Linked DNA regions of Homo sapiens: regions 2, 3, 4, 5, 6 and 7 are each linked to region 1. The links are chromatin loops, found by intact Hi-C in ENCODE. Cell type or tissue: heart left ventricle. All regions are shown on one strand. Each heading gives the region's core, and the rest is flanking DNA. Links, peaks and the distances in the headings are about the cores only.

Region 1 (4,535 bases), core at 348-4,347:
TGTGGAAAACGATGGAAAGGAATGATTTTCAGTAAGGCTTGAAGGAGTGGACTAAAGGGCTTACTGATGCAGTTGTACTCGGTCTGCCTCTGACACTCCAGACTAAAGAAAAGAGCCACAGGCTTCCTCTGGCATCATTGTGGGGATGAACCGCAGGGGACCGTTTCCCTGCAGGCAAGGCAGACCCTGCTGCACCACAGACCAGATGTGTGTGTTTGTCGGTTGTCCAGTGACAGCTCTCCGTTACTGCATTTCACGGAAACTGCATTTCCAAGAGCTTAGGGTCCGGCGGGTTGGCCGCAGCATGTCTGTCTGAGTGAGCAAGGACTTCCAATTATCAGGCTGCCCAGGTGGTCATTTGAAAGGTTTTGCCCTTTGCTATGTCTAATTGAAGCATTAGAGGATAGACAATTTCACATCACCTCAAAATGAGAACATCTCCCTTCAATTAAGGGAAACAGGAGGCCAAGCGGCCCGGCAGAAACTGCATAAGGATGCTGGACCCCAGCTGCACGCAGATTCCCACCTGAACCACAGTGGGCAGAGCTTTGGAAGAGTCAATGCTTATCTTTAAAGTGACAGTGTCTCAAATAGTCCTTCTACTGATGTTGGCACTGCTCAGAATGTTTGGGAATTACCTTCAGGTTTTGGGGTTATTTTTAAGTGACAAGATCTCACTTTGTTGCGCAGGCTGGAGTATAGTGGCATGATCATAACTCACTGCAGCCTCGAACATTTAGGCTCAACTGATCCCCCTGCCTCAGCCTCCTGCGTAGCTGTGACTATAGGCACGCGCAACCATGCCTGGCTAATTTTTAAATTTTTTGTAGAGACAAGATCTCACTGTGTTGCCCAGGCTGGTCTTGAACTCCTTGCCTCAAACGATCTTCCCACTTCAGCCTCCCAAAGTGCTAGGATTACAGGCCTGAGCCACTGCACCTGACTGGGTTGTTTTTATTTGTTTGTTTGTTTTTTTAATCAAGGGAAATTTTTTAAAAGCTTCTCCACAATGGCAAATCTTCCTTTGCAAAGAGCAAATAGTTTTGCTCTTGGGGATAGATTTGATTTTTGGTACCAGCCAAAATCCATTTAGAGTTAAGTCTTGTTCATTATATGGGTGATCAAACCAAATGATACAATTTTGGTGCAAAGGCAAGCACGACTCAATTAGTGAGACTGACGTCCGAGTTACAAACTGATCTGTAGAGAAAGGTCAGGAAGGACCCACAGCAAACTGACAGCTGTGCCTGGGAAGGAAGTAAGGACAAAGGAACACTGATCTGTGCAGTAAAACTTTTATGGTAAGAATGTATTCATGTATTACCTTTGCAATTACAAAACATCCTCTGATCATGTAAACTGATGCTAAAGGCAGTAATGTTCTGGGCATCTATAGACTCCCAGAGTAATTCATTTGAACATGGTTTCTATGGTGGCTAAAATAATAATTTTAAATAAAATGTATGAACATTTTTATCAACAAATTTATAGTAATCTTTTAAATATATAAGGTATTAGCATTAATAATCTAATAGTAAAATCTGTTGGTTTATTTTTTGCTTAGTCCTTGAAAGTTGGTGTGGTTTGTTCTGAAAAAAAAAAAGAGAAGAAGATTAAAAATTATCTTAATGATCATAACTCTGGGTGGCCCCTGTTGGGGAGGCTCACCAGGCTGGGGTCTGGCTCTTGGCAAAGCCCCAGCAGCTCTGTGACCTTGGGTGAAGGTCACAGAAAATCCCCTCTGAGCTCTGACTTCTTCTCACATGTGAGACGAGGCAACTGGTGCTGAAATCAGGATGATGCCTGCCTGGATCTTGTGTGGTTCCACATTTTCCTGCTGCCTGGAACTTTCTCATTCCCAGGCTGATTCCTCTTGAAGTCCGATTGCTCACTAACCCCAGCACCAAGCTGGGAGAGGCACCTCATATTGCTTTTCCCCGCTAGCCCATTGCATTGTCCCAGAAATAGAAAGGATTCCCTTCCTTTTCTTCCAGCAGACCTTCCTAGATGATTTGTCTTTTCTCTTAAGGGACGTGCCCTAGATTGAGCAGAGTTGGGGGATCTTGAATCTGAGAAGTCTGATGATGGATTCCCCAGGAGGAAGAAAGGGGGAGGTGCAGTCTCTGACAGCCAGGGGTACTGGCCTCACATCCAGGCTGTGACTGCCATCTAGAGTGGAAAGGACGGTAGTGATAAAATATCAGGATGGTGGAGAGGCTGCATGAAAAAAGGGAGAAAACAGGGAAAATTGATTTTATCAGAAGGCAAAGGTGTTGCTGAATATCCAAAGATCAATTTCACCTCTTCTTTGAAATTCTCACTGTGGAACAGGGGAAAAATAGATTTCCAACTATTTGAGGCCATAAAATACATTCATTCACTGGGAGGTTAGCCCTTGGGTAGAATCAGAATACCCAGCAGTAGTCTTGCTTTACCGCAGACTGACCGAGGTGCCTAGAGAGGAATATGCCCTCTGTCCTCAGTTTCCCCCCATCTAAAATGAGGGATAACTGGCTTCATTCGGAGGCCTTCAATCTGTATCTTGCCATGAAGAACAGTAAGAAATACATTTTATATCACAACACAAAAGCCTCCTATAATGCAATTAAGGCAGAGGTTTTACAAAACAATACTTACAGTGTGCTCAGATCATTTCTGTTCTGTTTCAGTTTTTGGAATGCTGGCTGTGACCCACTTAAATGGATTTTCCAGCTCTCTAAGAGGCTGCAAAGCACATGGTGGAAAACACTGTGTTCAGTGCTCTCCCTGGTTGTTTCCAGTCCCCACATCTGATCATTCCTGGGGTCCTCTGTGTGTGTGTGGAAAGGAGAGTGTAGCTGAGAGCATAAGCCCAGCAGGGTTCGGGCGTGGTGTGGCCTTGCACACGTGGACGCATGGCAGCAGGCGACAGCCCATGGTGCAGCACAAGGGAACCCTCAGTAAGTCATGGCTGCAGACGACTGTCCTTTAATAATATGAGATGTACTGGTTGGAAGAAAAATGATCCAATAAATACAGAAATGAAAAGGATTATAAAATAGTGCTACGAACAATTGTATGCAAACCAATTGGATAACCTAGATGAAATGAAAAGATATTAGAAACAGCCTACCAAGACTGAATCATGAAGAAATAGAAAATCTTAATAGATCTATAGCTAGTAAGGAGATTGAACCAATGGTCTAAAATCTCCAACCTGGACCACATGGCTTCAGTGGTGAATTCTACCAAACATTTAAAGAATTGACATCAATCCTTCTTAAACTTCTAGAAATTTCAAGAGGTGGGAACACTTCCTAACTCATTATGAGATGAGGCCAGCATTCCTGATACCAAAGCCAGACAAAGACACAGCAGAAAAAGATAACCATAGACTAATATTTCTTATAAATATTGATGCAAAAGTCCTCAACAAAATACTAGCAAACTAAATTCAGCAGTATATTAAAAGGGTTATACTGGCTGCGCACAGTGACTCACACCTGTAATCCCAGCACTTTGGGAGGCTAAGGGAGGCAGATTACTTGAGGTCAGGAGTTCGAGACCAGCCTGGCCAACATGGTGAAACCTGTCACTACTAAAAATACGAAAATTAACCAGGCATGGGGGCACGCACCTGCAATCCCAACTACTCGGGAGGCTGAGGCAGGAGAATCACTTGACCCCGGGAGGCGGAGGTTGCAGTGACCTGAGATCGTGCCACTGTACTCCAGCCTGGAAGACAGAGCGAGACTCTGTCTCAAAAATAATAATAATACTAAATAAAAATTAAATTTAAAAAAGTAAAAGGATTATACATCATCAACAAGTGGGGGATTTATTCCCAGAAGGCAAGGATGGTTCCATACATGAAATTCAGTCAGTGTCATACACTACATTAACAGAATGAAGTTGGGGGTCCCAAACTTCATTCAGCAGGTCCCAAGTTCTTGTCCCACAATCATCTCAGTTGATGCAGAAATAGTATTGTCACAGGATCCTTAGGGTGTCACTTCGCCAGTCAGAAACCTTTGTGGCTGGTGGTGCCTTCTGCCTGAGTATTGCTCATGCCCACTGGGCTCATCCTGCCCACTTCCCCTGGCAGGCTGCGCTCAGCTCACGTTACTGGCCCAGATCCCACACCTGCCAAGGGCAAGCCAGGCACAGAATGGTGAGGGGTGTGTGAGCAAGTGAGTGCAAGGTCCAGCCACTGTGCACAGCCAGGTGCGCTGGTTGCTGCAGCAGGGCAGGCAGCTCCAGGTACTGGCACAGGTGCTTGCTCTGTGCAAGGCTGCAGCTGGACCAGATACACTGCATGCAGCATCCACTGCAGGCACTTGCGTCTGGATGAGGGGAATGTGATGGTACCCGGAAGCTTGGAGACACCAGGAACTGCAGAGTCCCAAAGATGGTGTCACAGCCCTGGCCAGGAGAACCCTAGGTCTGGGCTGCCCTAAGGGTCACAGCTCTTCTTTCCTTCTTGTCCCCCACAGTGTGGTGAGTGGAGGGGCATGTTTCAGCCCTGTTTATGTTACAGCTCTTTTAGTCCCACCATT
Region 2 (4,000 bases), core at 1-4,000, 520 kb before region 1:
GTTGTTGTTTTGAGATGGAGTCTTACTCTGTTGCCCAGGCTGGAGTGCAGTGGTTCAATCTCGTCTCACTGCAACCTCTGCCTCCTGGGTTCAAGTGATTCTCCTGTCTCAGCCTCCCGAGTAGCTGGGACTACAGGTGCCCACCACCACGCCTGGCTAATTTTTTGTATTTTTAGTAGAGATGGGGGTTTCACCATGTTAGCCAGGATGGTCTCGATCTCCTGACCTTGTGATCCACCTGCCTTGGCCTCCCAAAGTGCTGGGATTGCAGGCGTGAGCCACCGTGCCCGGCCTGAGTTGACACCTAATATTAACCATCACACTTACCTAGTACCATATACAGAGATTCACCGAAAATCAACCATAGACCATAAACATTAGACCTAAAGCTATAAAACCTCTAAAAGACAACATAGGAATAAATCTTCATGACCTTAGGTTAAGCATTGGTTTCTTAGATTTGACACCAGTAAAGCACAAGCCACAAAAGAGAAAATAGGTGAATTATCAAAATCAAAAAGATCTGTGCTTCAAACAACACCATCAAGACAATGAAAGACAGAGAATAGGGACAAAAATTTGCAAATGATGTATTTGACAAAGGACTTGTATCCAGAATACGTAAAGAACTCTTACAACCCAGTAAAAAGAAATGGCCCAATTTTTTAAGTGAGCAGAGGATTTGAATAGACATTTTCCCAAAGAAAACATACAAGTGGTCAATAAACATGTGAGAAGATGCTTAGAATTCCTAGTCATTAGCAAAATGCAATCAAAACGAGAAATGAAGTATCACTTAATACCCACTAAGATGGCTGTGAGTTTTAAAAAAACAGAAAATAACAGGTGTTGGTGAGGATGTGGGGAAATTGGAACCCTGATGCATTGCTGGAGGGTATGTGAAATGGTACAGCCGCTATGGAAAATAATTTGGCAGTTTCTCAATAAGCCAAACATAGAATTACTGCATGACCCAGCAGTTCCACTTCTGGATATACACTAGAAAAGTTGAAGCAGATTTTCAAACAAAAACTTGTTCACAAGTGTTCACAGCAGTGTTATTCACAATAGACAAAAAAGTGGGAATCACCCAAATGTCTGATGGGTCGATAAACAAAATCTGGTATATCTGTAAAATGAAATATTATTTGGCAGTGAAAAGGAATGGAGTTACTGCTACATGCTATATCCAGATGGGTGAACCTTGAAAACATTATGCTAAGTGAAAGAAGCCAGTCACAGAAGCCCACAGATGTGTGATTCTATCTATGTGAAATGTCTAGGACAGGCAGATCTATAGAGAGAAAGTAGAGCCTGCTTTCCAGGGGATTAGCTGAGATACTGAATGTTAAAGTTCCCAGTATGTGCCTAGGGTGTAACATGCAGTAATACTAGTTTTCCCCTCCTGTGTTATGTTGTGTTTTTGGTATTTGAAGGGGTATAGTTAGGATTTTATAGTCCCGTAGTCCCCAGTGGTGGTTTTTACCCATTCCTTTGTTTTTCACCCTTTCCTTCCTTCATCTTCTTAGTGTCCAAGCCCCTGGTGGTGTAATTCTCTAGTCAGATGCTCTCCTCTCCCTGACCAGTCCTGCTTTTGCCTCCAGGCTCTCAAAAGCCTTGAGCTCAGGCTGGCTGGGTTATTATGTTTAAGGTTCTGCGTGGGCAGAAATTAGGCCACCTATGTGTTTTAATGTTTAAGTCCAGACTCAGGAATACTGATTTGTTGTTAACCTGATTCATTGTTAACTGATTCATTGTTAAGTGATCAGTATTATCAACACTAAATTATTTGATAAAGCTAAGGCTCTTAATATTGGTAATTGTTATAAAATGCTGTTTTTAAACATTACAGTTTTCTCATGATTGAGCTTTTTACAGGTTGTACACATGCAGGGTGTTTATCACTGAGCTATGTGCCCAGGGTCACTGGCTGACTGACATTTGGAAGCTAATCATAATGCGAGCTGCCACTGTGGAGCGTCTGGCGCTTGTCTTGTTCTGCCTCCTGTAGCCGCCGCCCCCCTCACTGTTGTCAGTCCTCTACAGCTCCTGGCCGCTGTGAGGCCCTTGTCCTGGTACTGCTTGGCCAGCAGAGGGTTCCATAAGCACACAAGGGAAGACAATTGCGGGTCTGTGGTTGGACCTTCCTCGTGTAGGTGTTGTGCTTCACAGCTTTAGTGCTTTCTGATAACATTTCCCCCCACAGTAAAGCATTTATTGTACATTTTAAGAAATATGTTATATAAAGCCTTAAGCAAAAATGTGTTTTGGATCTGGTATAGTAACCCGCTAGAAATGAAATTGTCCAAATTCTTTCAATTAATGGCAAAACTAGCCAGTGCAAAAGCATTTGTTCCTTTAATTTTTTTCATACCAAATCTTTGAACTGGTGATCTAGCTAACACTGTGTTTAATGATCAGTGTCTAAATTTCTCTTCTGTATGTATTTCGTAGGTCTCCATCACATTTTTGCCCAGAGGTAGGGGGGATTATGCCCAGTTTTGGGATGTTGAATGTCACCCTCTTAAGGAGCCTCACATGAAACACACGTTGAGATTCCAACTCTCTGGACAAGTGAGTAGTACACTGAATTTAAGTAAATTATTGTATGTATTTTAAAAACAGAAAGGGAAATTAATAAGAAAAGTTGGCCTGAAAATGCAGAATATAGCCCCATAATCTTAATTTTCTTGTTTGTCTTTATTAATTGGCATGTTTGAGGACTGGATTTGGCTGTATTGTTCATACAGCCCATGAAACCCATGTTTGACTTAGTTATATAAGAAACTCTGTGCGTGTGCATCATGTATGCACATGGGCACATGAGAGAGAGGAACCAGGCAGGACAGAGTACAGAGCTTGCAATTTAGGGGATTTAAAAATCTTAAATTGCCTTTTAAAAATTTTTAAAGGAAATGATAGAATTCAAATAAGTAAATGTCCATATATTTTCTTAGTTTTTATTTCTTCTCCGTTACCCTGTGATTTTTCTGTATAGAGCATCGAAGCAGAAAATGAGCCTGAAAACGCATGCCTTTCCACGGATTCCCTCATTAAAATAGATCATTTAGTTAAGCCCCGAAGACAAGCTGTGTCAGAGGCTTCTGCTCGCATACCTGAGTATGTTGTTTTTGTCATTCTTATGAGTTTTTTCCCAGTACTTTATTGAGGAATAGAGTCAGTAAAATGCTCGATGACTTTACCTGAGTTCACATGTGTTACCAGCACTCCAACCAAGATACAGAATATTCCTCTCGCCCAGAAAGTTCTTACGTGTCCCTTTGCAGTCAAGATTTGTCCTGTTCTGATTTCTGTCATCATAGATTCATTTTGCTTGAACTTCATATATATACATATGTATGTATATATTCTTTGTGTCTGGCTTCTTTTTCTCAACATACTATTTTTAAAAATCCATTCATGTTATTGAATGTACCTATAGTTCATTCCTTTTTATTGTTTAGTATTCCATTAAATGAACGTATCACAGTTTATTCATTTTCCTGTTGACTTTTGGATGTCTTATAATTTGGAATGATTATTAATTAAGGTGCTATGAATATTACTGTATGTGCATTTCTAAAGATGACATACATTTTCGTTACTTTTTAGTAAAAATACCTACTTTTACCCACAATTGCGAGGTCACATGATAACCATGTGTTGAACTTTAAAATAAACTGCCAAATAGTTTTCCCTAAATAGTTGTACCATTTTATGTTCCCATAAGCAGCATATGAAAGTAGATTCTTAAAAAGCTTTAAAATGTAAAACTTATACCAGCCGCATATATAGCTTTAATGAGAATATTATTTAGTATTCTACCTTATGAAAATATTTCTTATAATCCTTAATTAACTAGTAATTAGGTCTAATTAAGTTCTTGAGGAGGATGCCTGGAAGGACAATATATGTTAAATATCTGCTGAATTTAATATAAATTTAGTCATTTATTTTTTAATGGGAGCCAATAATGCATTTGGAAGAAATTAGAGCCCTT
Region 3 (4,535 bases), core at 218-4,217, 73 kb before region 1:
CATTGTAAAATGGGCTAGAAAATGCAAACTATAAGTGTCTATTATTTGTTATTTAGCCCTATAAGGCATATAGCAGTTGCTACCCTAGGGTGCAAAGCAATGTGATCAGTTGGTTTTTGAGTTGAAAAATTACATGGTCTATCTCATTAAGTAAAGCCAGGTGTGTCTCAGAGAAACTCACTGTAATTAGTCAAAGACACAGAACTGCAGATGGAAAGAAGTTTATAAAGTATATAATAATTAAGGTATAGATGAGGAATAATTGGGACTTCTTGGATTATTACTTAGAGCTTGTTTGGGAGTTGTATTATTTTCTAAGAAGGCGGGAAAGCAGTTTGTGTGAATTATTCTTACCTTATTTTTAATAGCTTCATTGGTGTCTTCCTTGCAGCTTATTATAGAGAGAATGTGAATCTGTGGTAAGCATTAGATTTATTCTCCATCTAGCATGACCCAGATGGTAGTTTTGGAATGCATTCCTGCCCAAACTACTCGGAGTCACTGAGATTTATGATTTGTGAACTCATAAATTGGATAAATAAAACTCATCTTCTACAGCTTCAGTGTATGTTATTTTCTAGAGTTCATCGTGTCTGGAAACTTGATTTCAGTTAAGCTATGTATTAAGTACTTGGAATTTCTGAGTCTATTGCATTGTTGTTTCTAGGAGAGTGGGGAACTTTTTTTGGTGAACAGAGCTTACCTTCTTGTGACTGGTCATTGTCATTTCTACATGTTATCAGGAGGCCCTAGGGCCTTGCTGGAACAAGTACTTCTGAGTTGACAGAAATTGGATTGCTATAAACTCTGCTTTCAAGAGCCTTACCATCCAGTGAAGACACATGATTACCTGCAGTATATCTAAGTCTCTTTAATTGTGTGAAATTCATGGGTGAGGTTTAAGGTGGGTGCACAGGGAGAGTGAGGCTTGGTGCTTGGCTATGCCCGAATCCAGAGAGGCTTTTATAAAGAAAAATCATGAGCCCAGATCAAATAACCACATAGACCAAGGAGAGAGAAATAACTTCTGCCTTAGAGAACAAGGAAAGCTTCACAGAACAGGGAGTACTTAAGCCTGGTCTTTTGAGGATGATGTATTTGAGGGAAAGGGAGTGTCCATGGGTAAACAAAGACTTGCTAATGGGATACACGGGAATATGTTTGGAAAAGGCCATGATGGGGAGTGGTTGTCACTGGTTGTCCTTGTCCTTGTGCATCATATCAAGGGTATGTAGTTTAAACGTGATTTATAACTGCTGATGGTGACCTTGATCACCTGACTGAGGTGTATTAGGTTTCCTCACTGTCAAGTTGCTCTTTTCCCCCGTCTAAAGAGAACCACCCTTTAAAGGGTGATTAATGCTTTATAAAGGGTGATTAATAGATATTAGCAATGCATGGTGATGAAAACCAAGCTTGGACGTTACAGCACTTTCATCTGGCTTAAGGAGATAATAAGCACGGCCAGGCTCAGTGGCACACACCTGTAATCCCAACACTTTGGGATGCCAAGGCAGGAGGATCACTTGAGCCCAGGAGTTTGAGACCAGCCTAGCCAACACCGCAAACCCTATCTTTACAAAATTAAAAAAAAAAAATTAGTCAGGCATCATGGCACATGCCCATAGTCCTAGCTGCCCAGGAGGCTGAGCCAGGAGGATCACTTGAGCCCAGGAGTTCAAGCTTACAGTGAGCTATGATCACAACACTGTGCTCCAGCCTGGGTGACAGAGTGAGATCCTGTCTCAAAAGAAAATAAGCAAAAAACTAGACTTTGTCTTCACTTTGAACATGATCCTAACCTAAACTTGACCTTCTCAAACACTAGTGCCTAAGGATGGTTTCTTTAGACAAAGCCTTTTTTTTTTGAGATTGAGTCTCGCTCTTTCGCCCAAGCTGGGGCGCAGTGATGCGGTCTTGGCTCACTGCAAGCTCCGCCTCCCAGGTTCACGCCATTCTCCTGCCTCAGCCTCCCAAGTAGCTGGGACTACAGGCATGCGCTACCACACCCGGCTAATTTTTTATATTTTTAGTAGAGATGGGGTTTCACCGTGTTAGCCAGAATGGTCTCGATCTCCTGACCTCATGATCTGCCTACCTTGGCCTCCCAAAGTACTGTGATTACAGGCGTGAGCCACCACAGCCGGCCTAGACAAAGCTTTTTATAGGGAGACGAGAAATTGTTAAGAAGTGAGCTAAGAATTGTAAAACACTTAGTATGTGGCATTGTAATATATGTGTTATTGTCTGTTGTTACCATCATGATCATCACCATCATCACGTGCATTGAGTAGCTGAAGAACCTCGATACCAGACACCAGTATGTCCAAATTCTTGATGCCCAATCTCATTATTTTCACTTTGAATTTGAATTAGAAGTAAGTTGTTAAACAGGAACAAAATCTAATCATTTTTTCAAGGTACAAAAAAATTCCACATATTGAAATATAATGAATGGTTTTGCAAACTTTGATTGGCACTTTAAAAGGTGTTGGAGTAGGGCGCTCTGGGAAACTGCCTATTGATTGCACTGTTGTCAGTTTCTAAGCAACCATTGCCAAATTTATCTTCATGTCACACAACTTGTGTGTTTATCCAAGCTGGTTGAAATTCTTACCCTTGTGCAAAAATAGACCAGGGTGAATATTGAGTGGGACTGTATCGGAGGAGTGGGCTGCATTCCTCCATAGTTCCCAGTAGGTGTCACTCTGGCAGAAGAAAACAAGACATGATGGGTTCTGAAGACACATCCCTGGGGATCCGCCCAGGCCACAGGGGCATGCAGAAGCACCACTTGCCTACCTCAGTTCCCCTATTCGTACCCGACTTCTCTGGCCAGCAGGGGCAGGTTGCCCAGGCCACGTGGTGAAGAGCATTCCTGGAAAACATTGTTCTAGACCCACCTGGCTACAGACATCCCAGCTTACTCATAAAGCATTAAAGCAGTAATAGAGGAAGAGCTATATCTATGTAGCTGTAACCCGAAGAATTGGCAGCACTTGCTGGGATATGGGTAGCAAATTTTTATTCCTAGTAGGATCGGCACATGTATGGCTCAGTCGTAAATGTTTATCAGCTAGCTGAACGAGTCCCACGAGGACTTCATGTGTTTCTGGGTAATCTTCCATAGGAGTTACTGTTTACTCAGAAATGCAAAATAATTTTGCTATTAGCCAGTGTAACTAAGAAAAATTTTAAAAAGTATGAAAAATATAAAACAGTAAGAAAAATATAAAATATGAACACCCAAAGAGAACCTCTGCCACCATTGCTTTCTGTTAATAGGTGATCAACAGTAAGCATTACATAACCTTGAATTCTCCCACCCAGCCCTCCCCCTGCCCCTCTACAAGAGCAAGTCATCGGGGGCCACCCTGTGCACTAGGGCAATCACAGAAGTGGGAAGCACACCAGCTCCCCAGCTAATGCGACTCGCAGGCACTGAAGTACTGTTACTGTCACTAGACGTGCCACCGGCAGCACCCCAGAATGTAGTACCCCACTGGCTGCAAGACCAGCATTAGATAAAAGTAAGCAGGGAGTCTCGATGGATCACCACTGATCTTTGGTATCTGTAAAGGTGTCACTGTCTCTTTAAGGAAAGAGGGAGTCCCTACTTTCATTTTTCCTCAATAAATAATTTTTGACTGATTAGTGACAAAGGGACACTTTAGTGGGTGATCAGCACAGCATCTGCATGGCTGCTTCCTTGTGGGGTTTCTGAAGCTGCTTCTGTGACTCAGCCCCTCACCAACAAACAAACAAATGAGATAAATCCCAGAGACCTGGAAGAGGGAACCTGCCTTGAAATGGCATTCATGGAAAAGGTCTGGACACTTCAGCCAAGTTATTTGTATAATTTGTTAGTTACATATAAGGCCCAATATGCTAAAAAAATGCAACAGGATTATTAGTCTCTATTTGTCTAGAATTGAAATTTCTAAGTAGGTGTGTGAATTTATATGGGTATGTATCATATATATGTGTATGTATGTACATATACACATGTACACATATATATGACAAATAGCTTACATGTATATATACATATAGAAATGCAAGTATATCTGTGTACATATGTATGTATGTACATTTTATATATGTATATATATACATGTAAGCTATTTGTTATTTCTTCTGTCTAGAGACCAACATCACACTCCCTGAGAGTCAGAAAACTGGGTTCAGACAGCAGCTCTGCAAATGACTTTTCCAGGACATTCGCTAAATCACTGCCCCTCTCCTGGACTCAGTTGCCCATGGAGGAGTTGGCGGGAGATCTCTGATGCCTCTTCCAGTTCAAAGACAGCACAGCTGGTACACAGCCTCTGCTTGTATCCAGACAGCACTTTGCTGCCCCTGACCAAGAAGTGCCTATCTTCAAACCAAGATGTTGGTCTGCCGTTGCATAATCAACAGGGTTGGGCGTTACTACCTAGCAACAAGGAGTCCCTAATCCAGGGCCTTTGCTCTGATAGCTTTTGAGTATTATATGGGTACTTTTTAGCTTTTGGATTAATTGGTAGCAGAAAAAG
Region 4 (4,535 bases), core at 230-4,229, 410 kb before region 1:
TGGCCAGGGTATAATTGACATGAGACAGGCTGCAAGGATTGACAGTGAAAAATAATCTTTTTCACCTCTCACTCTTTGAAACCAATTTCAGTTGATTTCCACCCAATTTTAGTAATATTTATCTCAATATTGTTTACTCATCTATCCCAATACTAAGGTACCATTCATTCCAAAAAACCCTTTGAGCCCCTTGTGTCAGGCACTATTCTGTGTACTGGGGTCCAAGTTCTCCACCAACGGAGCAAAACAAAGTCTCCGCTCTGCTGCGCTTCAGTCTGGGCCCTTGGAATGAGCGAATGGTCAGGATGAAGCCGATGTAGAATCATGTTGCATTTTACAGAGAGCAAACTTACATCTAAGTACCTCGAACTCTTAGCATTGCTATAGGGAGAGTGTGTGTGTCTGGAAGGGTGTGGGAGGGAATAGCTGAAGTGGAAAACAAATACAGGGAGGACTGAGTAGGAAACACAGGGACAGGCCGGGCACGGTGGCTCACGCCTGTAATCCCAGCACTTTGGGAGGCCAAGGCGGGCGGATCACGAGGTCAGGAGATCGAGACCATCCTGGCTGACACGGTGAAACCCCGTCTCTATTAAAAATACAAAAAATTAGTTGGGCGTGGTGGCGGGCACCTGTAGTCCCAGCTACTCGGGAGGCTGAGGCAGGAGAATGGCATGAACCTGGGAGGCGGGGTTTGCAGTGAGCCGAGATCACGCCATTGCACTCCAGCTTGGGCGACAGAGCGAGACTCCGCCTCAAAAAACAAAACAAAACAAAACAAAAAAAAGAAAACACAGGGACAGGTTCCTCCCATATTTTCTAGAGATAGAAATACAGAGCCGCAGCAGTTTCTAGTTATAAATAAGATAAGAAAGGGCAACACGAGATTGAGATTCATCACAAATGGTAGAAATTGAGATTATGATTTTAAAATTCAGCCCTCAATTTAAGGCGGTTAAGTTAGACACAGAGAAATTATGTGCAAGTGAAATAGAAGGCATTGCTTTGTGGTTTTGGAAAAACTTTTCTTCTTCATTGTCCATGGGGCGTTTAGATGGAAAAAGTCATTTCTTTTTCTACCTAAAGAGGGCAAGAGCACAGTTTCTCCAACCCCAAAGCATGTGAGTTTTGCATTTGTGGACATTAAATATAAACTAAGTATATGCTTGTCAGATTAGGATAACCTGTGTGAAGCACTTATCAGCTTATTGCTCATTTAAAAAAGTTTACCCAGGCAGCCAGGTTCAAAGTTCCCCTGCTACAAGCTTCTCAGTTAGACCAGGACCTGGGCATTCCCAGCTGGAGCGGGCTCATTGCCGGGCACAGGGCAGATGCTGGCTGGTTTGCGGGCTGAGCTGAAGAACTGTCAGCGCTGCTGTAGGTAGGTGGCAGTATGGCATGCTGGTTCAGCTCCCAGCTTTCTATGCAGCTAGTTAGGGATGTAAAACCATCTCTTTGTGGTCTGAGGACAAATTACTAAATCCTTCTAGCCTCAACTTCGTCATGTGTAAAATGGAGAAGTAATAGCTCCCAGTTATTGTGAGGACTCAATCAGACAATCCATGTAAAGCGCTTAGCACAGAAGCGCTCCATGAATGGTAGTTATTATTACATCACATATGAGCACTGATCAAAGGCTAGCGGCAATTACCACCATAGCTGAGAGCTGAGGGCTTAAGGGAAACTGAATTCAGCCAACATTTCACTAACTAAAAAGTCACTGACAAATTAGACAAAACGTAGGTTTCAAAAGATTCATTTCTCTGACATTACGGAAATATGAACTGGACAACTTTTTGGGGGGTGTGTGGGGACAGTTGAAAATGTTCACTCCTTTAATCAGCTGCATCTATCTTAAACCCAGCCTGAAACCCCTGCTTAGTGTAGTATTTTGATATGTCTGCAGGGGGGTTAATTTTGGCAGAGGCGAACTAATTTTGGTGACTGCAATAAAATTGGGTTAAAATGCTCATATGCTCTGGCAGTAACCAATCCCCCATCAAACATGGTAGGGGTGGCTGGAGGCAATGCGTGTACTTCTGAACAAAGTCTGCACTCAGGTGGAGGTCAAGTCCGAAATGGTCTTCACAGGAGGTGTAGGTCCTTCAAGGAGAAAGGGTCACAGCGCGAAGAATCCATCTGACCTTCTAGGCAGGAGCCATTTCCTTTAAAGAGGGCAGGATACTAAGGGGGCGACCAGGTGGGGTCCGGGGGCGCCTCAAGCTCCTCAAGGCTCGCCGAGCACTGCTCCGTCCTACTAAGTGTCCTGCCGCCCGACTGCACGTCTCTAGGCGGCTGCCCGAGGTCCCGCGGCCCGTGGTGCACACGCAGCCCGCGAGGTACTCTGTGCTGGAACGCGCCCCCAGCCTCCCGAAACCGCCCCCGGCCTGCGGGCAGCGAGCCGGCTCCTCCGGGCGCCCCTGCAGCGTACTCTGCGCTCGGCTTGGAGTTCCCCGTGCGGCCGGCGGTGGGCGCGCGCCACGCGGGCCCGAGCCCTGGGCGGGAGTGCGGCCCCGGGTCCCGCGGCCTCGGCGCCCGCGCGCCTCCCCCACTGCCCACCCCCGGCCTCCGGGCCCGCCCCCCGCAGGGGTCGGCGCAGCCTGTGAGCCGGGGACCCCTGAGCCCCCGCCACGGCGGCCCCGGTACCCGCGGCCTGGCCGCGCGCCGGGTCCCCACCGCGGAGTGGGAAGGAGGAGGAGAGACTGGAGGAGTTGGAGACAGACACAGCCGCGGCGCGCAGTCACGGCTGGAGACAGACGGCGGCGACGGCGGCGGGAGGCGGGACACTCCCCCCTCCGGCGACTGGAGGCGGGACACCTCCCCGGCGGCCGCAGCGCCGCGTCCCCTCTCTCCCCGCGCTGAGGCTGCGGACCGGGCCCGGCGGGATTAGCAGGCGAGTGCGTTGGCCCTGCCCGCTCCGCGCGCCGCCGCGGCCGGCCGGGGATCCCCTGCAAGCCACTGAGCCGCTGCCGCCGCTGCAGCCAGACAGGCTGCGGGTGCCTGGGAAAGTGGAAGCAGGGCGGGGAGCGCGGGGGAGGCCCGGGGGTGAGGTCCTCAGCTCTTAAAGAACCCCGGCGCGCCGCGCTCCCCGCCGGCCCGCCGCGCGCCCCCTGCCGCGCCCCGCACAGCGCCCCTCCCCCTGGCCAGCAGGGCCGGTGGCCGCGGAGCCGCACTGCGGGCAGTCCCCGCCTCCGCTCCGGGGGGGCGGCCCAGGTGAGTGCGGACCCGAGGTGGCCGCAGTGGTCGGGGCTTCTGGCCCAAGTTCACCGCTGCGCTCCGGAGGGAGGGGTGGCGGGGGACTCGGGAACCGGACGCTTTGGGAACTGGACGTCCGCGAGCCTGCGCCGTCGGCTGGGGCCGGAGGGAGAAGCTGGGCGCCGAGCGCGCGAGGTCTGTGAGGCTTGGTCCGGGTGGGCTTGCCGGTGGGCACGGCGGGGATCCGGGGCTGGCCCGCGGGCGGGGTTACGCCGGTGGAGGGACTTCGCCGACCCCCACCCCGTTTTCTGTTTCCTGGTGCCCTGGGGCGCAGGGTGTCCCGCGGTTGCAAGACTGAATTCTGCACCGCCCGGAGGCCAGGATGGGCGCGCGGATGGCAGCCCCAACTGTCTCCGCGCCCCTAGGCCTCGGCGAGCCGTGGCGGGCAGGGACTGGAGGTCAGCGGGAAGCGGGAAGATCCTGCAGGACCTGACCGGGGAGTTTGCGGGAAGGAGGGGGCGGGCCAAGCCCCGCAGCCCCTCAGTCCCGCATCCTGCACCGCGCGCTCCCCGGCCCCGGCCCCTCGGGCCCGCTTCACCCGGCGTCCCCCCGGGTCCCCCCGCGCGCGTTGACGTCGGTCGCGGGACCGCCCGGAGCTCCCGGCATTGGCTGGGAAGTCGATTGTCTGGGGCTGCTGCTGTTGCACTTAGGCTGGGTCTCCGAGCCCCGGAGGAAGCAGGCGTGTGTTGAATTTCTCTCTGCCCCTCACCTTGGAATAAACAGGAAGCGACAAGCACCCAGCCCGGCCCGGCACTTGCCTTTGTGAAGGGGTCTGCCCTGCACAGCCTTTAGGAAGCTTCCTCGGGACCCCTTCCCGGTGCGCCGCCCCGGGTGGGCCTGGGGGCGCGCCCTGTGAGTACACCGGTGGAAGACAGTGGGTTCGGTTTAGGTTAAATCGCTATCGTGGCGGAGAGGGCATTTGCTTGTTTAAACTTTTTTTTTTTTTTTTTTAATTGGAAAAGGAGAAGGTTTCCCGATGAGGCAGAGGTTTTCAGGACGACAGGGACGCATGGTGGGTGGGCGGCACTGGGGGAAGGCGCATCCGAGAGTACAGCGTTCTTGGGTCACCTACCTGGAGGGACACCTCGTCGCCAGTCAGGGCAGCTAGAAGCTCTTTAAAGCAAGCAGGACTCCTTAGCTCTGCCCAGGCACAGGAATGGTTGCTGTGTGCCCATAGCCGCATGAACTAGCATGATTTTTGTTTTTCCCCCAAAATTTTTTAATTAGCTAGAATTAGATAATTTTGATTTGCTTCTTTTCTTTTCCTCTGTGTCTTGGTC
Region 5 (4,535 bases), core at 332-4,331, 170 kb after region 1:
AGAGCGAGACTTCGTCTCAAAACAAACAAACAAACAAGCAAAAAACCTTAAAGAGTGTAATTGTATTGTTTGTAGCTCAAAGATAAATGCTTGAGGTGATGGATTCCCCATTCTACAAACTGTGCTTATTTCATGTTGCATGCCTGTATCAAAACATCTCATGTACCCTATAAATGTATACACCTACCATGTACCCACAAAAACTAAAATTAAAAAGGAAGAGAGGAAGGGCAGCCGCTGCAGTGATGCAGAAGCTCCTCGCCTCCAAACCGCAAGCGGCTTCTCTGCTGCGCCTTGCTTGAGCTTTTCAGGGGCATCTGTCTGTGGGAGCTTCCCTCCTCCCTTGGCTTCTGCGGGGCACCTTCTCGTCCTCCTCTGTTCTCTCACCTGCCTTCTTCACACACAGTGGCTGCCAGGCTCCTGGAGGTGCTGGCCTGGTCCTCTGCTCTGTTTCTCGGTGGCTCTTCCAGAGTTCCCGTTGTTCATACCTTTGGCTTCAGGGGACACTGCCCTGCTGATGACTCTTTCTTTCCATCTTTCGTCTCTGCTGAGACCTCTATGTCCACGGCCTTCCAGACATCCCCACGTTCTGGCTTTCAGGCAACTTCAACTTCACATGGTCAATCGCAGCCCTTCTCTTTTATGCTGAACCTGCTCTTCTTCCTGCAATTCCTCTTCAGGTGAGTGGAGCCAGGATCTTCCCAGTTGCCAGGGCAGAATACAGAGTATCATTCCTTCACTGAGCCCACACCCAACTGGTCACTGTAGGAGACCCCTGTGCCGCCTTTAATGGCTACTGCACCCATCCCCCAGGGAGCTGCCTTCGGGGACCACGCCTAGGAGACTGCATTTTCCCTCACCCTGCAGTGGTCTGCAGCCATAACTGACCCATGTGGAAGGCACTGCAGCCCAGGCTGCTCGCCTCGCACAGCACAACCTCTGTGGTGCAGCAGACCTGCTCCAGGTCTTCCCTGAAGCGGATGGAGGCTAGACTTCTCCCAAACCACAGGGGTGCTGAGCTGCCTTGCATGCTCGCCTGCTCCTCTCACTCCCACAGGGAGTTCTGATGAGAACCTCCCTCTTCAGGCACTCACCTGAGCAACCCCATCCCAGGCTCTGCGTCTAGGGAGCCCCGACCTAAGGCCGTCATGGTCTCACAACGCTGCTTCACTGTTTTGCATCTGCCCCACTTGGCATCCCCTCCACCATTGTCTCATCCAGGCCGCACTCATTCACCGAGCCCAGAGGTGCAAATAGAAATAGAACGCAAGCCACATTCACCATTGAACATTTTCTAGCAGCCACCTTTAAAAAGTAAAAAGAGGCCAGGCGCGGTGGCTCATGCCTGTAATCCCAGCACTTTCGGATGCTGAGGTGGGAAGATCACTTGAGTTCAGGAGTTTCACACCAGCCTGGCAACATACTGAGACCTCATCTCTTTTTTTTTTAATTAAAAAAAAAATAAGAAGAGTCAGGTGAATTTAGGAATGTATTTTATTTATCCCAATATATCCAAAAATAGTATACTTTTAACATGTATTCAATATAAGAATTATTATTGAGATATGTCACATTCTTTTATTCATTCCAAGGCTTTAAAATCCAGTGTGTGTTTTACAGCACATACAATTTGAATGCTAAATTCTCAAAGAAAATGCTCGATCTTTATTTAGATTTCATAACATCTACAATTGTAAAAAATGAATTCACATACTCAAGTTGTTCCAACCATACATACGTTTTCCAATCACTGAATTGAGTATCAATGTTAAAATTTAAGTTAATTAAGGTGAAATAAAATTAAGAATTTAGCGTCTCAATTGCTGCATTTCAGGTGCTAAATGACCACATGCAGCTGCCAGCTACTCTGCTGGCAGTGCAGATGTACGCTATGAAAGCAGCTTAGAGTTGGTGTCCACTCTGGGTGCAACTCTCCCAGTCGGCCCGCCGCACTGCAGTCACTTTGCCATGCTAACATGCACATTACACAGGAAAAATCAGTAATGTTGATACTGTCTTCATTTCAAATTTTGATATTATGTTCATCATGAACTTTTTACATTAATTTTGATTTTTAAAAAATATTGGATTACAGTATTATTTATCTCGATTATGGAGGTTTTGGGCATTCTCTTACATTTTGTGCCTGGGGTGAGTTTCTCATTTGCCTGGCCCTAGTCCTGGCCCTGTGTACTGATTGCCTGTGTGCACAGTGGGTCAGATTGCAGGTTCCTAAGGATTGGTGGGCTCTCCCTCCCTAAAGTCACTCCTCACCATCTAGGAACAGGAGCCTCGCACTTCCCTGCCTTCAGTCATGCTGTTTACTTAGTCTGAGAGTCACCTTTCTATTTTCTTTAACTAGCTATTTCCTACTCAGTCTGCAAACCTCCTCTCTGGGGGCAGGTTCTGGTGTTGCCTGGTTTTGTGCAGTTTTTTGCGCAGCCTTCACCTTCGCTGGCCATGCAGGGCGGGCCACGGCTGGGCTAGATGCAGTACTCTCTGCTCTGTCCAGTTCAGATACCGGGAGGCGTCGCCTGGAGCCCCTTCCAGCTGGGTCCCCGCTGGAGGCCCCGGCAGGCGATGCGGAGGCAGCCGGAGAGAGGCTGGGTGCTGCCCGTGGCCACTCCCTGCGCTGGTGCAGCCTTGGTTCTGGTGGAGCGCTAGCGCCCCCGGGCCCGCAGGTGTCGGGACGGGAATGCTTCCCGCTGAGGCCGGTTTCTGCGGCCTCAGCGCGCTCCGCCTCCGCTCTGGATAGTCCCTGCCTCTTCAGTTGCGCCTTTTGAGCAGAACCCCGCCTTATGCTGAGATTTTGCCCAGTACGTTAGACGTGGGCTGGTTTCCCTCTCCGAATCCTGTAGTCATTCTTACTTCTCTTTTGCTACATTCTGGGTTATGTGATTTTCATTCTGGGCTTCTCTCTTTCTGCTTCGTTTCGCTGTAAACGGCCTGAGGACAAAGCAGGTCTCCCTGACGTTTGCGCCCCTCGGGAAACCCAGCCCCTAGCTGTGCACGGGAGCCCAGTGAGCGCTGAAATCGACACATTCATGGAGAAAGGCAGTTATAGAAAGTGTCTTAACTCATGGCTACCTGCGACTTCTTGTAGAACGTCTATGAAACAGGTATTCTGAAATTATTCCCAAGATGAGGAGGTTTTAATATTAGGAAACATTTTCTAAATATTACTCCATTCTTATTCACTCTGGAAATAGCCTCTCCTTAATCTCTATTTTCTGAAAATAGAAATTCATGTCAAGATGCTACATTATTGAACTGATGTAGCCATAGTCTTTTACTCCACAGAAGACTTACAAGTTCAACTGGAGAAGGGCATGCCATTTTAACTTCCATCCACCAGACAAGAACTATTTATATACATGGAGGTTGCTGCCCTTAACTTCTTCGAGATATGTGACATTCCATTTAAAAAGAGATTGTTCAGGCCAAGCGCAGTGGCTCAAGCCTGTAATCCCAACCTTTTGAGAGGCCAAGGTGGGCAGATCACCTGAGGTCAGGAGTTTGAGACCAGCCTGACCAACATGGTGAAACCCCGTCTCTACTAAAAATACAAAAAATTAGCCTGGTGTAGTGGTGCACACCTGTTATCCCAGCTACTTGGGAGGCTGAGGCAGGAGAATTGCTGGAAACCGGGAGGCGGAGGTTCCAGTGAGCCGAGATTGCGCCACTGCACTCCAGCCTGGGCAACAAAGAGTGAAACTCCGTCTCAATAAATAAATAAATAAATAAATAAATAAATAAATAAATAAAAAAAATAAATAAATAAAATAAAACAAAAATAGGTTGTTCAGAGTAGCAGAAACTGAAAAGAATTGAAGGAGAAAAGCTAGGTCCAAAGTTTAGATTCCCAGTGCATCTCATTTGAATTTTTCTTTATTAAAAATTGCTTGTTTTTTCACATGCCGCTTTGGAGCGGGTTTTGTAGAATCCTGGGACCACCACTTTCTAGCCATGTGACCTTGGGCATTACTGAATCCCACCAAACCTCAGCTTCTCCATCTAAAAATGGGGATAATCATACCTTCCTTTTATATATTAGAAGATACTTAGCTGGCATCTAGCAGGTACTCAATATATATTCTCACACTGTAGTGTACCTAAGAACAGATCATTAAAAGCTGACATTCCTAGGCCTCTTCCTTCTGAGGTTCTGGGCTAGCCTGTGGGTGCTCTGGCATATGTATTTGTCACAAGCCCCTTAGGTAACTCTTATGCAGGTGGTGTATAGACTGCACTTCAGGAGATGCTTCTGCAGAGCTCATCTTCTTGGGATGATAAATGCATCACGAGGAGTCCTGGACCTCCATGGCCTGCTCAGGATGTGTGTATGCAACATGGTCTTACAACACTCGAGCTCAAACTCTCCCAGCCACTTAGAGTCCAGCTGCCTTGATGTCCACTCCTCTCTTGGCTGTACACAGATGGTTGGAAACTGGATCCTAGGTCTCCTAGGCCTCCAAGTCCTTGTAGCCTTCAGTAGAGATTAAAAGCCCTGTAGAGAGAACCCATTGGCCATCCTG
Region 6 (4,492 bases), core at 1-4,000, 510 kb before region 1:
AAATTTTCAGGTTAATATAGAACAATTCTATATTCTGTGATGAAATTTATTAATAATGAGTTCTTCCAGAGATTTTTTTGGGGCTATTTTATTATTTTTACTAATTCATAAGTTATAAAGCCTCTTAAATAGGCAAATGGTACTATATTTATCCAAGTATTGACCACCAACATGCAAGAGAAAATTGTAGCTAATGCCATGGGCCAGGTTAGATTTTTTTTAAAAAGTACATTATCTTTGACATGGTAAAACAAATGTAATGCATTTGGGGAAAATAACCCAGACTTTAAATAAAAACATATAGAGATACACATACACACCTTTGCTCTATATAGATATATTTAAGAACATACACTATTTGTGTTATCAGTTATATCCAGGAAAAGGGCTTTGAAATACTGAAGCTGTTTTCTAAACCTCATGCCCGGTGTACTCTTGTGCACCCAAGAGCGACACTGCTGGGATTTTCAGGACAGATGCTGGAAACCGAAACGTACATCACTTCTGGTTGCCAGTCTTTAAAACACACAGCTCTGAGACGAGACTAAGGGGTGAAGTACCTTCCCTGTGAGCTCAGAACTTTCACTTAAAAACGCCTAAGCCTAGACGTTGATGACATCACATGGGCTGTGTGTAATGTGTTTGTAGCCTCATTCACACTGTGAATAACTTGTTAAATTGCATATTTTGAGGTGTATTTTGAAGCTCTTAGGACATAGTTTTAGGGACAAAAACAAACCCCCTAGAATACTGTTTTTAACCATAGGGCACTTGTTACCTGCCTCTATATACTGTAATCTGAAAGTAAAGTTTCTAGAATATTTTTGATGAAAGTTTCCGGCCGGGCATGGTGGCTCATGCCTGTAATCCTAGCACTTTGGGAAGCCAAGGCGGGTGGATCACTTTAGGCCAGGAGTTTGAGATTAGCCTGGCCGACATGGTGAAACCCCGCCTCTACTAAAAATACAAAAATTAGCTGGGTGCGGTGATGGGCGCCTGTAATCCCAGCTACTCAGGAGGCTGAGGCAGGAGAATTGCTTGAATCTGGGAGGTAGAAGTTGCAGTGAGTCAAGATCATGCCATTACACCCCAGCCTGGGCTACAAGAGTGAAACTCCGTCTCAAAAAAAAAAGGATCATATGAATTTTAGAGCAAAAACTGCACAGCCCATTAATGATAGGGTTGGGACAAGTTGTTTTAATCTTTCCAGTGCAATATGCTGTCTGGACTGAGTAAAACGGGCATTTAGGGTGTTCCCGAACCCTTTCTTAGGTAGATAGTTTTTGCAGGCAGTATACAAAGCTGTATGTATGATAGTTTAGACCTCTTATTTTCCTTTTTATATATTAATAGTTACTGGATAGCCAGGAATACATACGTATGCAATACTGTTTTAATCCAATTTTACGTTTTTCTCTCCTTTGTGTTATTTTCTCATTAAATAATAGCATCCAAGAAATCATAAATACATTTAAGCTGAATGTGGCTTGACCGAGCTCTTTCCTCAACACCTGAGCCAGGCACTGTGCTGCCTGGGACAGGGTCACGGGTGCTGTCATGACATGCTGCTGTCATGTGCCTCTCTCTTTCCAGAGCCCAGCATTACATCAACATGCCCGTGCAGTTCAAACCGAAGTCCGCAGGCAAATTTGAAGCTTTGCTTGTCATTCAAACAGATGAAGGCAAGAGTATTGCTATTCGACTAATTGGTGAAGCTCTTGGAAAAAATTAACTAGAATACATTTTTGTGTAAAGTAAATTACATAAGTTGTATTTTGTTAACTTTATCTTTCTACACTACAATTATGCTTTTGTATATATATTTTGTATGATGGATATCTATAATTGTAGATTTTGTTTTTACAAGCTAATACTGAAGACTCGACTGAAATATTATGTATCTAGCCCATAGTATTGTACTTAACTTTTACAGGTGAGAAGAGAGTTCTGTGTTTGCATTGATTATGATATTCTGAATAAATATGGAATATATTTTAATGTGGTATATCCAGAAATTTTTCAGTGAGCTTGTCTTTTTCTATGCTGTCATACAGAAATTAGAATATCACTTTATTCTGTTAAGTATTTTCCAGCTTCTGGGTCTGTTCTGTGATTTTTATCCTCCATCACACAGTTTCCTTTCTCCTCAGAAATTCCTTCTCTGTTCCTCTGTCGTTTAGCCAGTTGCCCAGAGTAGAAAGGACAACTTACTTTTCAAGCAGCTGGTTATTTTACTGAGGGGAAGTCTTCATAGTCTGTGCAAACACAGTGAAGGAGGTTCCCACGTTGTTATCTTGAGTCTTTACCTCTCCTCTGAGCTCACATACTCTATGTAAAGCTAGACAGAACAACTGCTGCAGAAGCTGGTACAGATGGGGTAGGTTCCAGCAGGATACAGGGAGGGAAACAGCAGGCCCCGAGAGCAGTCTGTGGTAGGCTTGAGGTCAAGGTGGTGACACAGTTTTACCCGGGAGGAACGTAGTTATTTATTGCCCTTCTCTCCATTATTAGAGAGTCTCCTGATGAAGCTTTGTGACCCCCAGCTCATTGCCTTTGACTTTGAAGCAACAAAATCCCAGATTGTGTAGTAGCTCAGGGATGATCACAATTGGATATTATGTGGAGTGGAAAGACCTCAGGGCTTGTAGAAAGCTGGCCGGAGGACTTAAACTAATTACAGTTTAAGAGCAATGATTGTGAGCTTGATAGAAAAACAGATCCCTTTTTTCTTCTTCCACTTCACTTTACTTTTGCCAAGTAATTTTTGCTTAGAAATCAAATTTGTAAAAACATTTTTTTCACAAGTTAAACAGGTGGTACTTTTACTGATACTGCTTGACTTCTGTTCTAGATTTTGTGCATCAAATATGAGATGACCTCATGCTTGAATTTGTACTTATTTTTCAACAGTCAGCCTTAAACATTTTAAAACCATGCTATTGCTTTTTAAGACTGTTTGCCATGGTCTTAAGTGTTTGCCAAGGTCAGTTTCTAGCAGTCATAATAGTTTCAATTCTGTGCAACTGTTACTTTGCCTTTCAGTTTATACTCAGAAGGTCAAAAAACAGGGTTAAATGATAAAACTGTAAAGGTGACTCTTATTTATTTATTTATTTTGAGACAGAGTCTACCTCTGTCACCCAGGCTGGAGTGCAGTGGCACAATCTCGGCTCACTATGACCTCCACCTGGGATTCAAATGATTCTCCTGTCTGAGCCTCCCGAGTAGCTGGGATTACAGGCGCCCACTGCTATGCCAGCTAATTTTTGTGTTTTTAGTAGAGACGGGATTTCGCCATGTTGGCCAGGCTGGCCTTCAACTCCTGACCTCAGGTGATCTGCCCGCCTTTGCCTCACAAAGTGCTGGGATTACAGGCATGAGCCACCATGCCTGGCCAAAGGTGACTCTTCTTTAAAAGTGACTTTTAGGGATCTGCAGTTTGTCCTGTGCCTCCATGATTTGGAAACATGATGCTTGGCATTTTAAGAGCACGTGGATATGAACAAATGATTTGTGCAACCGGTCGCCACTCCTAAAGCAAATGCAGACTACGCTGCCTTCAAGACAGCTGCCAACGTGAAAGAGCAGTGCCCAGGGAAGGTTGCAGCAGAAGCTTGGCTTTAGCAAGGCTTCTATCGGAAATCTGTCTCTGTTCTTTCCCATCCCTTCCCACATTGATGTATTGAGTCTCCACCTCTCTTCTGAGCTCCTGACTCTTGGGTCCAGCCAGATGTTTCCATTTGATTATCATGTAGGCGGCTCAAACTTCTGATTTCCCTCCCTGCCTCACGGGCTTCGCCTTGCTTTCCTCATTCTACCAACCCATTTCCTCACCCTCAAGCCCTCATGTTGTTCCCTCTAAATTGTGCCTCTAACAAATCCTCATCCGTCCGTCTCAGCGGTGGCCACAGCAGCCTGAGCTCAGTCATCTCTAAGGCCACTGCAGTCGTCTCCTCACCAGACCACCTGCTTGCTCTTAGCTCCAGAGCTTTCTCTCCACAGAAGACAGAGTTACCTTTTGAAAGAGGTAACTGCTCATATGTGAGGACAGTCGCTTGCACGTGGCATAAAGCCCAGATTCCTCCCTGTGGTCTAGAGGTCCTCAACCCCGGCCACTGCCGTCCTCCCTGAGCTCCAGCTGAGTGGCCTCCCTGCTCTTCCAGCCAGCTCGGTGCTCATGTCTCAGGTTCTTCCCCAGGCTTTGGTGTGGCCAGCTCTGCTTCTTAGAGAGGCTCTCCTGCCCCATCCAAGGCAAACTCCTCCTCCGCACATCACACTGTCCATTGTGATATGGCCCTCATGTCTGCCGCATGTGTTCCTGCTTGTTTGCTCTCCCTCCCGTGGAATGTGAGCTCTGCATGACAGGACACCTGGCTGGCCCTGCTCACCCGCATCCCCAGCACCCGGACAGCCTCGCGTGGCCTGCAGGAGTGTGACTGACCGCCCAGTGGCTCCGGTGCGTTTGCCACACTCTCCTGTTTTGGAAGGCTGT
Region 7 (4,535 bases), core at 259-4,258, 420 kb before region 1:
GGTATTATTACCTAGGAATCCAACTTACCAAGGGATGTGAAGGACCTCTTCAAGGAGAACTACAAACCACTGCTCAATGAAATAAAAGAGGACACAAACAAATGGAAGAACATTCCATGCTCATGGATAGGAAGAATCAATACTGTGAAAATGGCCATAATGCCCAAGGTAATTTAGAGATTCAATGCCATCCCCATCAAGCTACCAATGACTTTCTTCACAGAATTGGAAAAAACTACTTTAAAGTTCATATGGAACCAAAAAAGAGCCCACATTGCCAAGACAATCCTAAGCCAAAAGAGCAAAGCTGGAAGCATCATGCTACCCGGCTTCAAATTATACTACAAGGCTATAGTAACCAAAACAGCATGGTAATGGTACCAAAACAGAGATATAGACCAATGGAACAGAATAGAGCCTTTGACAAACCTGACAAAAACAAGAAATGGGGAAAGGATTTCCTATTTAATAAATGGTGCTAGGAAAACTGGCTAGCCATATGTAGAAGGCTGAAACTGGATCCCTTCCTTACATCTTATACAAAAATTAATTCAAGATGGATTAAATACTTAAATGTTAGACCTAAAACCATAAAAACCCTAGAAGAAAACCTAGGCAATACCATTCAGGACATAGGCATGGGCAAGGACTTCATAACTAAAACACCAAAAGCAATGGCAACAAAAGGCAAAATTGACAAATGGGATCTAATTAACTAAAGAGCTTCAGCACAGCAAAAGAAACTACCATCAGAGTGAACAGGCAACCTACAGAATGGGAGAAAATTTTTACAATCTACCCATCTGACAAAGGGCTAATATGTAGAATCTACAAAGAACTTAAACAAATTTACAAGAAAGAAACAAACAACCCCATCAACAAGTGGGCAAAGGATATGAACAGACACTTCTCAAAAGAAGACACTTATGCAGCCAACAGACACATGAAAAAAATGCTCATCATCACTGGCCATCAGAGAAATGCAAATCAAAACCACAATGAGATACCATCTCACACCAGTTAGAATGGCGATCATTAAAAAGTCGGGAAACAACAGGTGCTGGAGAGGATGTGGAGAAATAGGAATGCTTTTACACTGTTGGTGGGAGTGTAAATGGTTGAACTACCATTGTGGAAGACAGTGTGGCAATTCCTCAAGGATCTAGAACTAGAAATACCATTTGACTCAGCAATCCCATTACTGGGCATATACCCAAAGGATTATAAATCATGCTGCTATAAAGACACATGCACATGTATATTTATAGCGGCACTATTCACAATAGCAAAGACTTGGAACAAACCCAAATGTCCATCAATGATAGACTGGATGAAGAAAATGTGGCACATATACACCATGGAATACTATGCAGCCATAAAAAATGATGAGTTCATGTCCTTTGTAGGGACATGAATGAAACTGGAAAGCATCATTCTGAGCAAACTATCGCAAGGACAGAAAACCAAACACTGCATGTTCTCACTCATAGGTGGGAACTGAACAATGAGAACACTTGGACACAGGGTGGGGAACATCACACACCGGGGCCTGTCGTGGGGGAGGAGGAGTGGGGAGGGATAGCATAAGGAGATATACCTAATGTAAATAATGAGTTAACTGGTGCAGCACACCAACGTGGCACATGTATACATATGTAACAAACCTGCGTTTTGTGCACATGTACCCTAGAACTTAAAGTATAATTAAAAAAAAAAAAAAAGAATGCCAAAGGCAGCTTCCAAAGGCGTGTCAAGGAATGGAGTGGAAATGAGCTGTTTAAAGCCTCAGTGCAGCGTGAGTGTCTGCAGGCAATGAGCTTCAGGCACTCCTCAGCGGCACTTCATTCAGCCCAGGGGAGTGAGCTGAGCCCTTTCCTGTGGAGGGAGGAGGCCTGCGAGGTGTCTGGGGAGTCTAATCCAGTGGGCAGACTGCCTCTCTGCTTTTCCCCGCCTGAGAGAGCTGGCTCTGCTGCTGAGTGACCCCGCCTTACAAAGTCCTCCCACATCCAAGAGTTCCCTTTTTGCAAAACCTTAAAAATGTGGTGTTATAATATAAATGTGTATGACGTTTACACACAGCTAATGAATTCACTAGCATAAAGCTAATGAATTTTTACATATGCATATACCCCTGCAACCACACTAGATGAAGACAGATCATTTCCCTCTCCCCCAAGGGCTCTCTTGCCCCTTCCCACCCACTACCATCCTGAGTGACCATGGATCTAACTTCTATCATCATCGGTTAGCTTCTCCTGTTTTGGAACATCACACAAATAAAACCATATGTTACTATTCTTTTGAGCCTGAATTCTGTCATTCAAATAAGTTTTTGTGGCATTTATCCATGTTGTGTGTGCCAGCAGTTTCATGGGTTTAAAAAAATTTTATTTTATTTTAATTTCCGGGGTCCATGTGCAGGACGTGCAGGTTTGTTACATAGGTAAATGTGTGCCATGATGGTTTGCTCCACCCATCAACCCATCACCTAGGTATTAAGCCCGGCATGCATTAGCTATTTAACCTGATGCTCTTCCCACCACCGCCACCCGCTCTCCCCTGACAGGCCCCAGTGTGTGTGTTGTTCCCCTCCCTGTGTCCATGTGTTCTCATTGTTCAGCTCCCACGTATAAGTGAGAACATGAGGTGTTTGGTTTTCTGTTCCCGTGTTAGTTTGCTGAGGATAGTGGCAAATTTACAAGAAAAAAATAAATAATCCAATTAAAAAGTGGGCAAAGGACACGAGCAGACACTTCTCAAAAGAAAACACATGTGGCCAACAAACATATTTTAAAAAGCTCAATATCACTGCTCATTAGTTTCACGGTTTTTAAACTACTCTGTAATCTTCCATTACACGGGTGTACCAAAATTTATTTATCTTTTTTCCCTGATGGACATTCGGGTTATTTCCAGTTTTTTTCTCTTGCGTTTGAGCAAGCCAGCATGAAGCTCCTCGTGGGTGCCATTTGTTGGACATCTGCCCTCAGTCCTCTTGTGCCCTCGCAGGAGGAGAATTGCTGGGATGCAGGTTCTACTGACTCCTTACCCTGGTGAATGTTTACAATTGTCACTGTTTCCAACCTCAGCCATTCTAGTGGGTGTGCTATTTCGTGAGTTCAGTGCAAACCGAGCGAGTACCTCTTCCCATGCTTGTTGGCTACTTAAGTATCTTCTTCCGTAAGGGACCTTTTCAAGGAATTCGCCCTTTTCTTATGGAGCACGTTCCGGTAAGGAAAGCCACATTGCTATGTTCTCTACAAACGACCCCTCACCAGCGGGACAGGGAGATGCAGAGGCACACAATCCTGCCTCCGTCAGTGTTTGATGAAAAAGCAGAGCCTCTGAAAGCAGCCTGGGACCAGGGATTTATGATGGGCCGCTGTGGCTGGTGAGAAGCCGTGGGAGGCCATGGCTCTGGGACTGGCAGGCCCGCAGGCAGAGTGAGGACAAACCACACTCACGGGGACACCTGGAGCCCTTGAGGACAGGGCAGCCTGGGCCGTCTCACACTCCTTCAACCTCAGGGATACTGGTGACCTGAGGACGAGGAGGGTGCCCTTCTCCACAGGTGCCCTTCTCACATTCCTCACCCGGGACTGGGGATGCTTCGGGGGGAGGCCCAGTGGGGACAAGGGGACCTCAGGTAAAGGAGGTGTGAGGGCTTCACAGCACCTGGAACCCCACAAGACGCTGCAAACGGCGACTTGCCTTCCTCCTTCCAAATCTCACACAACTTTCTCTGCGGCCAACTGGACCTGGAACCTTGCAGGGAAGGAATTCTGGGAAGCATGGGACCCGCACGGCTCAGCTGACACAGTATAAACTCACCAGAGCTTGTCCTTGCTTGTAAGGCAGTGAAAAGGACTGAAGGAAGCTAATATTTATTGAAAAGTAAATAAACATTTATTTATTTACCTTTTGGGCCGGGTACCTTGCTCAACACTTAACTTGCTGGCAATTTATACCCCAGTAGACAGCTGACTGAACCATGTGTCAGAGAGAAATGGAGAATTCAGAAGGGAGGCCTCAGAGGCCACCTCAAACCAGCAGCCATCACTGCAGCCTCAGAGACCCAGAGCTCAGGGAAGACTCAGCTACCCTGGGATGCTCTGTGGGGTGCAGGGGACTTGGGGGCCACCTTGGCAACAGGACAGATAGAGCTGTGGCTGTACAGACTGAGATGCGGGAGGTGTGCGCAGGGCTGGGGAAACTTTAGGTACTGTAATATTTGTAAGAGATCTGACAGTACATGTATCACAGCTCAGGAAACGCTTCATCATTTTTCAGCGATGTAATGTGTAGATACCACACACAAATATGTCTGGATGGATTGTCTTTGAGGTCACACATTTCTTTCTTTCTTGCTGTGTTTTCCCTTTGTCTTCACTCCCTGGCCCCTAAGGAGAGAGCAGGTGCTGTGGCTTTTGCCCAAGGAGAGAGCTCTGCAGCCAGGCTGAGAGCAGAAGTTGCCTGCAGAACACTTCTCTTTCCATCCTGTGTGATTTTCAACCTGATCCCAAAGGAAGTGAATG

The links. A loop is a pair of places that touch in the nucleus more often than their neighbours do. Peaks named below come from ENCODE experiments on the same cell type or tissue, not always from the same donor. Only the 100,000 strongest peaks of a DNase experiment are listed, where the experiment ranks them.
Region 2: it touches region 1 in a loop (5-fold over the local background); 21 of 110 quality-filtered maps call a loop at or near these places.
Region 3: a loop joins it to region 1, with 8 times the contacts of the local background. A loop is called at or near these places in 70 of 110 quality-filtered maps.
Region 4: it touches region 1 in a loop (11-fold over the local background); 80 of 110 quality-filtered maps call a loop at or near these places.
Region 5: a loop joins it to region 1, with 2.5 times the contacts of the local background. A loop is called at or near these places in 6 of 110 quality-filtered maps.
Region 6: a loop joins it to region 1, with 2.6 times the contacts of the local background. A loop is called at or near these places in 24 of 110 quality-filtered maps.
Region 7: it touches region 1 in a loop (5-fold over the local background); 81 of 110 quality-filtered maps call a loop at or near these places.

What each region holds. Positions count from the first base shown.
Region 1 is chr18:13,628,186-13,632,720 of GRCh38, forward strand. The region is part of intron 5 of LDLRAD4 (low density lipoprotein receptor class A domain containing 4); the gene reads left to right. Among named protein-coding and RNA genes, the nearest start is that of MIR4526, 19 kb to the left of the region's middle. In heart left ventricle, for the core only: a CTCF peak has its summit at 2,169 (motif pointing left); no DNase peak of the experiment used is centred there; H3K27ac peaks cover 348 bases.
Region 2 is chr18:13,111,132-13,115,131 of GRCh38, forward strand. It overlaps CEP192 (centrosomal protein 192), which reads left to right. Exons shown (of 45, transcript NM_032142.4): 41 at 2,455-2,574; 42 at 2,999-3,120. Among named protein-coding and RNA genes, the nearest start is that of LDLRAD4, 110 kb to the right of the region's middle. In heart left ventricle, for the core only: a CTCF peak has its summit at 2,099 (motif pointing right); a DNase peak (open chromatin) is centred at 2,020; H3K27ac peaks cover 548 bases.
Region 3 is chr18:13,555,551-13,560,085 of GRCh38, forward strand. The region is part of intron 4 of LDLRAD4 (low density lipoprotein receptor class A domain containing 4); the gene reads left to right. Among named protein-coding and RNA genes, the nearest start is that of MIR4526, 53 kb to the right of the region's middle. RefSeq lists an enhancer at 2,872-2,971. In heart left ventricle, for the core only: CTCF peaks have their summits at 2,688 (motif pointing right) and 2,887 (motif pointing right); no DNase peak of the experiment used is centred there.
Region 4 is chr18:13,214,882-13,219,416 of GRCh38, forward strand. LDLRAD4 (low density lipoprotein receptor class A domain containing 4) reads left to right here and starts at 3,879. Exons shown (of 7, transcript NM_001378100.1): 1 at 3,879-4,107. It overlaps LOC124904255 (a long non-coding RNA gene), which reads right to left and starts at 2,391. Exons shown (of 2, transcript XR_007066300.1): 1 at 1,231-2,391. RefSeq lists silencers at 2,370-2,419, 2,500-2,549, 2,670-3,039. In heart left ventricle, for the core only: CTCF peaks have their summits at 1,381 and 2,409; DNase peaks (open chromatin) are centred at 1,340, 2,450, 2,840, 3,890 and 1 weaker place; H3K4me3 peaks cover 2,523 bases; H3K27ac peaks cover 2,507 bases.
Region 5 is chr18:13,798,480-13,803,014 of GRCh38, forward strand. No RefSeq gene overlaps it. Among named protein-coding and RNA genes, the nearest start is that of MC5R, 23 kb to the right of the region's middle. In heart left ventricle, for the core only: a CTCF peak has its summit at 2,669; a DNase peak (open chromatin) is centred at 2,662; H3K4me3 peaks cover 673 bases.
Region 6 is chr18:13,123,039-13,127,530 of GRCh38, forward strand. It overlaps CEP192 (centrosomal protein 192), which reads left to right. Exons shown (of 45, transcript NM_032142.4): 45 at 1,594-1,998. The coding sequence ends at 1,732. Among named protein-coding and RNA genes, the nearest start is that of LDLRAD4, 93 kb to the right of the region's middle. In heart left ventricle, for the core only: no CTCF peak of the experiment used is centred there; no DNase peak of the experiment used is centred there.
Region 7 is chr18:13,209,804-13,214,338 of GRCh38, forward strand. The region is part of intron 1 of LOC124904255 (a long non-coding RNA gene); the gene reads right to left. Among named protein-coding and RNA genes, the nearest start is that of LDLRAD4, 6.7 kb to the right of the region's middle. In heart left ventricle, for the core only: no CTCF peak of the experiment used is centred there; a DNase peak (open chromatin) is centred at 1,918.